Regions from separate parts of the Homo sapiens genome. Here regions 1 and 3 are each linked to region 2. Evidence: chromatin contacts called from ENCODE Hi-C or POLR2A ChIA-PET data. All regions are on one chromosome and are shown on one strand. Each heading gives the region's core, a stretch centred on a gene start or an enhancer-like site at or near the end of the contact. The rest is flanking DNA. Distances are from core to core; before and after follow the strand shown.

Region 1 (3,939 bases), core at 317-2,816, 110 kb after region 2:
GGAATGGATTTTCTTGGTACATTCTAAGGTTCATAGAAGAATAATTAGAAGTTCTCGATCAGTTATTTAAAGGGAAGAGAGCCTTTTACTGAGGTCCAGGGTGGTCTAGGTGCACCCTGTTTCTTTCTGGAAACAAATACATAGAAACAGCTCAACTGACTTCTCATTAATAACTGTTTATAGAGAATTGATGAGGCAGCCGGGCACGGTGGCTCACACTTGAAATCCCAGCACTTTGGGAGGCCAAAGTGGGAGGATCACTTGAGATCAGGGGTTTGAGATCAGGCTGGACAATATGGTGAAACCCTGTCTCTACTAAAAATACAAAAATTAGCCAGGTGTGGTGGCGCATGCTTGTAGTCACAACTACTTGAGAGGCTGAGGCAGGAGAATCACTTGAACCCAGGAGGCGGAGGTTGCAGTGAGCCAAGATTGCACCATTGCACTCCAGCCTGGGTGACAAGAGTGAAACTAGGTCTCAAAAACAAACAAACAAACCAACCAACAAACAAAAAACCCAAAAAACAAAACTAGGATGATAGGCTGGGCGTGATGGCTCAAGCCTGTAATCCCAGCACTTTGAGAAGCCGAGGAAGGAGGATTGCTTGAGGCCAGGAGTTTGAGACCAGTCTGGGCAATGTAGTAAGACCTCCCTCTCTAAAAAAAAAAAAAAAAAAAAAAAAAAAAAAAAAAAAAAAATTTAGCCATGCATGGTGGTGCACACCTGCAGTCCCAGCTACTCAGAAGGCTGAAGCATGTGAATCGCTTGAGCCCAGGAGGTGGAGGTTGCAGTGAGCCGAGATCATGCCACTGCACTCCAGCCGGGGTGACAGAGCAAGACTCTGTCTCGAAGAAAAAGAAAAAAAAATTGATGCTGAGTAAAAAAAGCCAGTCGCAAAGGACTACATATTGTATGGTTCCATTACTATGAATTGTTCAGTAAAGGCAAATCCATAGAGACAAAAGGTACATTGGTGGTTGTCAGAGGCTGGGGGCGGGGGTGAGGGAGTAGGGTGTGGCTGCTTGATGGGGACACAGTTTCCTTTTGGGGAAGTGAAAATATTTTGGAACGAGATACAGGTGGTGCTTGCACAACAGTGTGAATGTACCAAATGCCTCTGAATCGTACACTTTAAAATGGTTAATTTATGTTATGTGAATTTTACCTCAATCACTGAAAGAAAAAAAAACGCCAAAATGACATCCGGCCCTGCCCCCTTGCTCAATTCCGTGTCCTTCCCTTCATGGATTTGTTACTCGCTTGTCTTGCAGGCGAGGACAAGTCACGACTGCTGTTCAGTTTGCTGATCTCTGAAATGGCAACCCTGATGCTTGTAGACGGGTTAACCCCCTAGCAGGACACAGTGAGGGTTGGTTTCCTGTGTCCTCCTCGCAGTCTGGGTCACGTGGCGCTTCCTGTGGCTCACTGCCTCTGACTTTTCAATCAACTTTGTGGCTAAAGCACCATGCACTGTGCTTTGCATGGTCCGGACTGTCTGGTTTGTCAGCGACTCAGGGGCTTTTCCAGATGCGGGACTTTCAGTGCTGAAACTGGGAAAGCCCAGGGTAAACCAGGATGAGTCAGCGGCCCTGCCTCGTGCTCTGGATAAGTAAGGTGTGCAGAGGTCAAGGCTACAGCTCTCTCCCCAGAGGGGATCTTCCCTCACTTTCAGCACAGTCAGAGGAGGGGGCTCCCGTGTGCCAGGGGAGGAGGCTGGATCTGAAGGTGGGTGGAGCCGGGACAGTACTAGATTAGGGGCTGCCAGCAGTTTCTCCTTTTGTTTCGTTTGCTAGTTTTTGAGACAGCATCTTGCTCTGTTATCCAGGCTGGAGTGCAGTGGCACCATCACCGCTCACTGCAGCCTCAACCTTCCAGGCTTAAGTGATCCTCCCACCTCAGCCTCCTGACTAGCTGAGACTACAGGCACGCACCACCATGCCCAGCTAATCTTTTTGTATTTTTTTGGAAAGATAGGTTTGCCCAGGGTGGTCTCAAACTCCTGGGCTCAAGCGATCCGCCTGCCTCAGCCTCCCATAGTGCTGGGAATACAGGCATGAGCCATCACAGCTCGGCCTGATTTCTCCTTTTGGAGTGAAAACTGGAATTTTCTTTGAGGTCCTTTTTGAAGTCAAGGGCTAACGTCATGAGTGGCCTGTTAGGTGACATAGATGACCAACAACCAGTGATGACCAACAACCAGTGATGACCAACAACCTGAAAATGATGCTGATGGTGGTGGTGGGAGCTTGGCAGGATGGTTTTGGCTGGATAAGGGCCTGGGCTTAGTAGCATTTGTGGGTGAAATTAGGGCATGCCTCAACTTGGGTTATGTAAAGGGATCAGCAAATCTACCGAGATGCCACGGAGACTCTGAGAAGAGCGACTGGGCCTCTCTGCTCTTTCCTTCTTCCCTTCTTTTCTTTTCCTTTCTTTTCTTTTCCTTTCTTCTTTTTCTGTTCTTTACTTTTCTTTTTCCTTCCTTCCTTCCTTCCTTCCTCCCTCCCTTTCTTCTTTTCTTTCTTTCTTTTTTTTTTTTGAGACAGGGTCTCTGCCGCCCAGGCAGGAGTGTAGTAGCACAATCTCGGCTCACTGCAACCTCCACCTCCCAGGTTCAAGCAATTCTCCTGCCTCAGCCTCCCGAGTAGCTGGGATTACAGGTGCCCGCCACCATGCTCGGCTAATTTTTTTGTATTTTTAGTAGAGACAGAGTTTCACCATGTTGGGCAGGCTGGTCTTGAACTCCTGACCTCAGGTGATCCACTCACCTCAGCCTCCCAAAGTGCTGGGATTACAGACATGAGCCACCACACCTGGCCTCTGCTCTTTCTTTGAAGTTCAATGTCACTGGAGGACATCTGATGGATTGAGGGGTGAGGAGAGCTTGGCTGAGGCTGATATAGGAAAGAACAGTAGGGGCCCAGGATCCCCCCAAGGCTGGATGTCTGGAGGGGTAGGACCAAGGGGAGCCTGAACAGTGGACCTGGAGCAGAAGTCACTTGGGAAGACCGTCATCTGGGGCAACCTGTGAGGGACATAGCCCTGCCAATGCGTGATGAGGTGCCTTCCAGAAAGTGGCTGCTTGTGATTCGAAAGTGGGCCCCTAGACTGGGAGTGGTGGCTCACGCCTGTAATCCCAGCACCCAGCAGTTTGGGAGGTCGAGGGCAGTGGATCACTTGAGCCCAGGAGTTTGAGACCAGCCTGGGCAATGTGGAAACCCCCATCTTTACAAAAAAAAAAAAGAAAAAAAAATTAGCTGGATGTGGTGGCTCATGCCTGTAGTCCCAGCTACTCAGGAGGCTAAAGTGGGAGGATTGCTTGAGCCCAGGAGGGTGAGGCTGCAGTGAGCTGTGATTGTGCCACTGCACTCCAGCCTGGGCGACAGAGTGAGACCATGTTAAAAAAAAAGACAAAAGAAAAAGAAAGTGGGCCCCTAAAACACTGCTCATAATCGCCCCCAAAAGTGTCAACAAGCCAAATGTCCATCAACTTATAACTAGATACATAGCATACGATGTATCCAAATGGTGGAAATTATTTGGCAATAAAGAAAAGAAGCACTGATACACGCTTCGACATGGACCAACCTCAAAAATGTGATGCTGAGTGAAAAAAGCCAGTCATAAAGGTCATGTATTGTATGATCCTCTTTATGTAAAATTTCCAAAATGGGTGCATTCATAGAGACAGAAAGTACATTAATGGATGCCAGGGGCTGGCAGGAGGGGAGACGAGGAGTGACTTTTAACGGGTACGGGACATCCAGCTCACAGATGCTCTGCATAATTAGAGGTCACACATTCCTCCAGCATCCTCCGGGGTCTTGCCATTTAATCTCTGTGGCCCCATCATCCATGGGTTTTGTTTATGCTTTAAGACCAGCTCTGTGTGGAGGAGTCTCTGAAGCATGGGGGCAAGGCAGGAAGAAATCGGGCCAACC
Region 2 (3,645 bases), core at 220-2,719:
GCCATTCTCCTGCCTCAGACTCCCGAGCAGGTGGGACTACAGGCGCCCGCCACCACACCTGGCTAATTTTTTGTATTTTTAGTAGAGACGGGGTTTCACCGTGTTAGCCAGGATGGTCTCGATCTCCTGACCTCGTGATCCGCCCGCCTCGGCCTCCCAAAGTGCTGGGATTACAGGCGTGAGCACCGCGCCCGGCCAGAAATCCTATTTTCTTTCACATGAGTTATTTTGTTGATTGTTTGCTTATAACTAAAGCCCTCAGAATCAGAGTTTATACTGTATCTTTTTCTGTGTTCCTACATAGATGGCAATAAATGATTCTAATGTTTATGATGTAGAAGCTGAGGAGGCTAATACCTATTTCTGGCTCCTTTTAGGAGACACAGTCATAACAAAAAATATTGCTTAATGTGCGAGGCACAGTGCCAAGTGGTTTACATACATTGTGTAATTCTCCCCCTAAAAAAGTCAATGAAGTTGATACAATTATTATTTCATTATATGTAAAATAGGGAAAATAACAGCATTTATCTCAGAGGGCTGTTGTAAAGATTAAATGAATGCCTGTAATCCCAGCACTTTGAAAGGCCGAGGCAGGCAGATCACCTTAGCTCAGGGGTTCGAGACCAGCCTGGCCAACATGGTGAAACCTGGTCTCCACTAAAAATACAAAAAAATTAGCTGGGCATGGTGGTGCGCGCCTGTAATTCCAGCTACTCGGGAGGCTGAGGCAGGAGAATAGCTTAAACCCGGGAGGTGGAGGTTGCAGCGAGCCGAGATCGCGCCACCACACTCCAGCCTGGGCGACAGAGCGAGACTCTGTCTCAAAAAAAAAAAAAAAAAAGTAAATGAGAATATACATAAAGCACTTAGCACAATGGCATACTATTTACTATAGTTTACTATTTATTGCAACTCTCATTTTGCAGGTATCTTGCCTAAGGTGCAAGCAGAAGAAACAGGATTTTCAACCCAGATCTGAAAACTCCCAAGCCTCTGCCTTTTTCTTTTTATCCTTTTTCTTTTTCCTTGTTAAAAAACTTGCTTCCTGTACAGAGAGGGGAAATGCTCAGTCCCCACGTCAGTGGTTGAACTCCAAGCCAGAAGATCCCTATTTTGATTTTGTCCTCTGGCCTGTCGCCAGCCCCTCAACAGTACTTGAATTAATAAAAGGGCAGGTTTTAAGCCTCATGTATCTGCGCAGGTGACTCCTTCTGTGACCCCGAATAAACCTGTTCCGGTCCCGTTCCGGGGAAACAGCCTTGCCTTCCCCTGCCCCCAGAAAGTTACCCTCGCCCTCCGAGCCACAACTCCCCACGCCGCCAACTCGGTCTTTACATCATTTTCGACGCCCCCTAAGTCCCTCCCGAGAGGCGCAGGCGCACATCGCCCCTTCTAGCGAACTACATCTCCCACAATCCCAATCGGCCGGACCACCTCCGCTCGGGGCGGGGACGGAGGTGGAGCTGGTGGTCCCCGGTCGGGACGAAGGCTCCCGAGGTGCCCTGCCTGGGTCCTCCGGGGTAAAGTTCGTTTGGCGGAAGATTGTCCGTTTTCCTGGTAAGGTCACCTGTCCCAATCAGGTACGATTCTGCCTTCCGTACCCCCGAGCCCCTCAGTGTAAAGTGGCAAATGGTCTAGCCCGGCGGAGGCACCAGCTGGAGGCGGTGGGAGGGACACCCGCAGTGAAGGGCGGACCGCGCACGCATGCGCAGAGGCGCGGCAGGGGGGCGGGAGCCGCGGAACCCCTACCCCAGGTCTGCGCAGGTGAGGAGGGGGCGGGGCAGGACCGACCTCCCTTGCCATGATAACCACCTTCGCAGCCGGCTCCCAGACCGTTGGCACCGATTGCCTAGAAAATAGGGGGTCTCAGGAGCTCCGTTTTAGCGTTTATATATCCCAATTCCAATTAAGCCACTTCCAGTATTTTTTGGCCATTGTCAGTGTACAAGTCTTCCTCCTCTTCGAGACCATGTTATTGCAATAGCAGCAAACGTGTTGGGAGGCCTCACAATTCATCATGGTTTTTCTGGCCTCTGGCAGATAGCTCCTTCCTAGCGAGCTGTGGAGCTTAAAGTCTTTTGGACACTTGATTCTATTCAATCCAGTATCAGACCAGGTACGTACCTTGTCCATAAGTCGTCTTATGAGAAGACTTCTTGAGATGATGCAGACTCTCGTGCAGTTTATAATCGGCTGGAGGTATAGACAGTTAAGCAAGCCTCCTTTTTTACTGTGCCCACCCCTAACCATTTTGCTTACACCTTGTTATGGGACTTGGTTAAATTGCTTAACCTTCCGGACCTACGTTTTCTCATTAAATGAGAAGATTGGATTAGATGATCTCTAAGAACTTTCCACTTGTAAAATATACGGTTAGTTAGTGAGGGGTAGAATCCAGATTCTATCTATCTATATTTTTTTGAGACAGAGTCTCACTCTGTTGCCCAGGCTGGAGTGCAGTGGCACGATCTCGGTTCACTGCAACCTCCACCTCCCGGGTTCAAGCGATTCTCTTGCCTCAGCCTCCCGAGTAGCTGGGACTGCAACCTCCAGTTAATTTTTGTATTTTTAGTAGAGACAGGGTTTTGCCATGTTAGCCAGGCTGATCTCGAACTCCTGACCTCAGGTGATCCACCCACCTCGGCCTCCTAAAGTACTGGGATTACAGGCGTGTGCCACCGTGCCTGGCCCCACAATATGTTAACACTAAACTTCATCAGCTTCCACTTTTCTGCCCACATCAGTGAAATATAGCTATAAGAATGCAGCTGGTGGGGCTGGGTGCGGTGGCTCACGCCTGTAATCCCAGCACTTTGGGAGGTCGAGGCGGGCAGATCACAGGGTCAGGAGATCGAGACCATCCTGGCTAACACGGTGAAACGCCGTCTCTACTAAAAATACAAAAATTAGCCAGGAGTGGTGTCGTGCACCTGTAATCCCAGCTACTTGGGAGGCTGAGGCAGGAGAATCGCTTGAACCCGGGAGGCAGAGGTTGCAGTGAGCCGAGATCATGCCATTGCACTCCAGCCTGGGTGAGACTCTGTCTCAAAAAAAAAAAAAAGAAAAGAAAAGAAAAGAAAAAAGAATGTGGCTGGGCACAGTGGCTCACCCCTATAATCCCAGCACTTTGGGAGGCAGAAACTGGCAGATCGTTTGAGCTCAGGAGTTGGAGACCAGGGTGGGCAACATGACGAAACCCCATCCCTACAAAAATACAGAAATTAGCCAGGTGTGGTGGTGCACGCCTGTAGTCCTAGCAACATGAGAGGCAGAGGTGGGAGGATCACTTCAGCCCAGGAGGTTGATGCTGCAGTGAGCCACGATTGTGCCACTGCACTCCAGCATGGGCAACAGAGCAAGACCCTGTCTCAGACAAAAAAAAAAAAAAAAAAGGCTGAGCGCAGTGGCTCATACCTGTAATCCCAGCACTTTGGGAGGCCGAGGCGGGCAGATAACCATGTCAGGATATCCAGACCAGCCTGGGCGATATGGTGAAACCCCTTCTCTACTAAAAATACAAAAAAATTAGCTAGGCGTGGCTCTGGAGGTGGAGGCACCACTGCACTCCAGCCTGGGTGACAGAGCGAGACTCTGTCTCAAAAAAAAAAAAAAAAGGAAAAAGTTGACAGCAGCATTCAAAAG
Region 3 (3,996 bases), core at 1-2,500, 88 kb after region 2:
GAGCTCAGGAGTACAAGAACAGCCTGGGCAACACAGTGAGACCTCCTCTCTACAAAAAATACAAAAATTGGCCAGGCGTGGCCAATAATACCACCTTCTTGGGAGGCTGACGTGGGAGGATCGCTTGAGCACGGGAGGCGGAGGCTGCAGTAGCTGAGATGCTGCCCACTGCACTCCAGCCTGGGCGACAGAGCGACACCCTGTCTCAAACAACAATAAAATAAATAAATGCCTGGCTCAGTTGACACTCTTCCTCTTCCGCCCCAACACTGATGGGACCCGGACAGTTCTGAGCCCTGCCTGAATGCTGCTGCCCCATCTCTATGACCGCGGGAACTGTCTAGATTTCACACCCAGTGTCAAACATGCCCTCGGCCAAAGTCGGAATTGAGTCTGGGTCACCCGTCCAAGACGCTGGTCCCTGCTCCACCGCTGCTACTACAAAGGGACTGAGTCTAGCTTCCAGCCAGGCCTTCGGGAGGCACTCCAGGCGGGGACTAAGCGCAGTCTCGCCAGGCTGCAGAACCAGTGGCCAGCAAAGGCGGCCCCCGCCGGAGCCCTGGATTCAATTTGCTGTTGTTCATTCCGAGAAATTCGGAGACTGGGGCCACGCTGGCTTTCCCGGCGCGGGCGCGCGGGTGGGGGAGGTGGCGCAGCCGAGGTTACCGGCTTCACGGAGGGGCACCGAGTGTCCTCTCCCGGAGAGGGGTGTCCCGGCGGCCAGGACGCCAGGAGGGGTGCCCCCCGTCTTCCTGCTGCTGCCCAGCTCCTGTCTGGAACTCCTGGCCGCCCATCCCAGCCCCGCTGCGGGCTCCCAGCGGGCCCCTCTAGCCCTGGGCACCCCGCAAGACCCCCACCTGGGGCACCCGCAGGTTCCCACCTGATCTGAGCACTCCGCATATCCCACCCACCAGGAGCACCCCGCAGATTCCCACCCACTCTGAGCACCCGGCAGATTCCCCCCACCCCACGATCCGGGAGTCCCCCAGCCCCCACATGCTGCGGCTGCGCCCGCGTCCCGCCGCGGAGGCCCAGGCCCGGCTCACCTGGCGGGGCCGCGGCGGCGGCGGCGAAGACTCCGAGCAGCAGCAGCAGCGACCACAGCAGCGTCGGTCGCATGGCCCCGGGCGCTCGGCGGCGGCTCAGGTCGCGGCCGGGGCCCCGCTCGGGGTCCGCGGAGCCGCTCACGTCGCCGCCCAAACCGCCATGGCGAGCGCAGGGCGCGCAGGGCCCGCCTCTTCCCGAGCAGCAGCGGGGCGTCCCGGTGGAGGGGATTCGGCTCGGCCGCCCGCGCCCCCGCCCCCGCCCCGTCCCGCCCCCGAGGCCACCGCCCCCGCGCGGGACTTTCCCGCTCCGGGAACCGCGGCCCTGGGGGGCCTCTGCGGCTGCAGCGCGGGGACCCCACGCAGCCGGCCTCCCAGAGCGCGGAGCCTCCCGGAACGTCCTGGAGACTGGAGCCCCGCGGGACGCCCACCTTCGGGGGCCGCGATCCTTCCGGAAGGGCCCCGCGAGACCCCGGCCCAGACCCCCGGGCTTTCCCTGGAGCCCCCACCCCTCCTGACCCCCCCCAACTCTCCTCTCGGGTGCTTGATCGCACAATTCGAGGATTCGCCCCTTTAGTCGAAATGTTTGCTTTAATAGCCCCCAAAGTACATATTAAGCTTTCAACTCTCCCCCGCCCCCCTCCCCTTTTTTTTGAGACGGAGTCACCAGGCTGGAGTGCAGTGGGGCGATCTCGGCTCACTGCAACCTCCGCCTCCAGTCAACCCCATTTTGAAAAGGGTTTTAAGGGGAAGGAGTTAGAAAGGGCCCAGTGAAGGAGGAGGTGGGGCTCTGGGGGTGGGGGGAATGGCCTCCGAGCAGGGGGAGGGAGAGACAGAAACTTCCAGCATTTCTAAATGGCGTGGGGTTTGCCCTGGAGCCGGCGGCGGTGCACGAGTAGGAAGTCCTTTAGCAGCTGGGCAGCCGCAGGCCCGCTCCCCAGCCCGAGCCTGCACCATGTCGTTTGACGCCTGTTGGGAGAGGGTTTTAAATCTGCCCTGTTCTTCCAAGATGCGTCATAAAGCTAGCGCAGCAAAGGAGGGACGCGGTGCAGGGAGACCAAGAATTTAAAAACAGGTCGTCCCGGGAGCCCACTGGACACGTTAGCAAAAATGGGTTTTGCAACATAGAGCTTTTCTTTTGCTCTTCCCACATTCTTGCATTTCCTCTTTGTAGAACTATTTTGAAATTGGCCACGCTCGTGAAAATACGTGATGAAATACCTCGCAGACAATTGAATTATGCATTGGATATTTCTAGATACAGAGATGTATTTATATGTTACACGAAAAAAGCGGGCGATAACTTGGAATCACTTCAAAAAGTATGCACTGATGCCAGGCGCGGTGGCTCACGCCTGTAATCTCAGCACTTTAGGAGGCCGAGGTGGGCGGATCACATGAGGCCAGGAGTTGGAGACCAGCCTGGCCAATATGGCTGAAACCCGTCTCTACTAAAAATACAAAAATTAGTCAGGCGTGGTGGCCGGCGCCTGTAATCCCAGCTACTTGGAGGGCTAAGACAGGAGAATCACTTGAACCCGGGAGGCGGAGGTTGTAGTGAGCGGAGATTGCGCCACTGCACCCCGGCCTGGGTGACAGACCGAGACTCCGTCTCAAAAAAAAAAAAAAAAAAAAAAAAAAAAAAAAAAAAAAAAGGCACTGAAAATGACAGGATTGCAAGAAGGATTCTGTTTTCAAACAAATAAATAAAATTACAAGAAAACGACTGGGTGAAAGATGCCAACATTCTAACAAGAAATCGGTTACAGGATCACACAAGTGTCATCCGCCTCAGGGGATGTAACCGAATGCTGGTTCAGTCGCTGGCTGCTTGCAGAGTCTAACAAGAGCAAGATGTGGTGGAAAGAAAGTGACTTTATTTCCAAAGCTAGCAAGGGGAAGTGGTTGGATTCCTATCCCCAAAGCAATCACGTTGAATTGTGGGGTATGGGGAGTGGGAAAGGCAAGGGTTATTTATTTTATTTATTTATTTATTTATTTATTTATTTATTTATTTATTTATTTGAGACAGAGTCTCCGTCACCCAGGCTGGAGTGCAGTGGTGTGATCTCCGCTCACTGCAAGCTCCGCCTTCTGGGTTCACACCATTCTCCTGCCTCAGCCTCCCGAGTAGCTGGGACTGCAGGCGCACGCCACCACACCCGGCTAATTTTTTGTGTTTTTTGTAGAGATGGGTTTTCACCGTGTTAGCCAGGTTGGTCTCGATCTCCTGACCTCGTGATCTGCCTGCCTCGGCCTCCCAAAGTGCTGGGATTACAGGCGTGAGCCACCGCGCCCGGCCAAGGCAAGGGTTTAAAACGGGAAAACGATGTGGAAGTCAGGCAAGGATTATGCTAAGTACACTGTCTGTTTGTCTTGTTCCGGTGGCTGTCTTGGGTCCTAGTCCACAGGAAGCCTGTGGTCTGGCATCATCTCAACAATGGCTGGATTCTTAATTAGACGCCTTGAGGTCACATGTGGAATTTTGCAGAAGAATCTCCAGGCTTGGTCTGTCTGTCTCAAGATTAGCGTCTGGAACCTCTAAGAAGGCACGTAACTAGACACGGGCATACAGTTAGATAAATGTGAAGGGAGTTTATACGGTGAAGAAGGGAGGGACATGGAGTCCATTTTAAGGCTAAGGGAAAAGGCTTCTGCAGTTTGTTTCAAGGTTACATCTTTGATGGCTGGGTGCGGTGGCTCACGCCTCTAATCCCAGCGCTTTGGGAGGCTGAGCCAGGTGGATCACCTGAGATCAGGAGTTCAAGACCAGCCTGGCCAACATGGTGAAACTCGTCTCTACTAAAAATACAAAAATTAGCCAGGCGTGGTGGCATGTGCCTGTAATCCCTGCTACTTGGGAGGCTGAGACAGGAGAATCACATGAACCCAGGAGGTGGAGGTTGCCGTGAGCTGAGATCATGCTGCTGCACTCTAGCCTGAGCCACAGAGC

What was found. A loop is a pair of places that touch in the nucleus more often than their neighbours do. ChIA-PET counts read pairs that join two places held with the same protein, here RNA polymerase II (POLR2A). Pooled maps may share reads with other maps.
Region 1: a pooled map shows a loop between it and region 2 (8-fold over the local background). The contact joins the enhancer-like site here to the promoter of DNAJC28 in region 2. A Hi-C loop is called at or near these places in 1 of 37 single-sample maps with no recorded cell type and 12 of 50 pooled maps. POLR2A ChIA-PET finds 5 or more read pairs at or near these places in 10 of 52 experiments (B cell, CD4-positive, alpha-beta T cell, CD4-positive, alpha-beta memory T cell and 6 more).
Region 3: a loop to region 2 is called in a pooled map, with 3 times the contacts of the local background. The contact joins the promoter of IFNGR2 here to the promoter of DNAJC28 in region 2. A Hi-C loop is called at or near these places in 2 of 37 single-sample maps with no recorded cell type and 10 of 50 pooled maps. POLR2A ChIA-PET finds 5 or more read pairs at or near these places in 14 of 52 experiments (B cell, Caco-2, HCT116 and 9 more).

What each region holds. Positions count from the first base shown.
Region 1 is chr21:33,380,843-33,384,781 of GRCh38, reverse strand. No RefSeq gene overlaps it. Among named protein-coding and RNA genes, the nearest start is that of IFNGR2, 21 kb to the left of the region's middle. RefSeq lists enhancers at 1,305-1,599, 1,417-1,776, 3,541-3,939. Within about 2 kb of position 1,566, at least 37 of the 41 ENCODE cell types and tissues checked have a DNase peak (open chromatin) inside an H3K27ac peak, as active enhancers do; they include B cell, CD4-positive, alpha-beta T cell, CD8-positive, alpha-beta T cell and 1 more, where a contact is called at or near this core.
Region 2 is chr21:33,489,540-33,493,184 of GRCh38, reverse strand. DNAJC28 (DnaJ heat shock protein family (Hsp40) member C28) reads left to right here and starts at 1,469. Exons shown (of 2, transcript NM_001040192.3): 1 at 1,469-1,583.
Region 3 is chr21:33,400,667-33,404,662 of GRCh38, reverse strand. IFNGR2 (interferon gamma receptor 2) reads right to left here and starts at 1,250. Exons shown (of 7, transcript NM_005534.4): 1 at 1,047-1,250. The coding sequence starts at 1,119. RefSeq lists cis regulatory regions at 151-651, 1-680, 1,248, 1,525, 1,535 and 2 more, silencers at 682-731, 872-921, 942-1,021, 1,032-1,571 and promoters at 1,126-1,530, 1,125-2,292, 1,664-2,302, 1,146-2,302.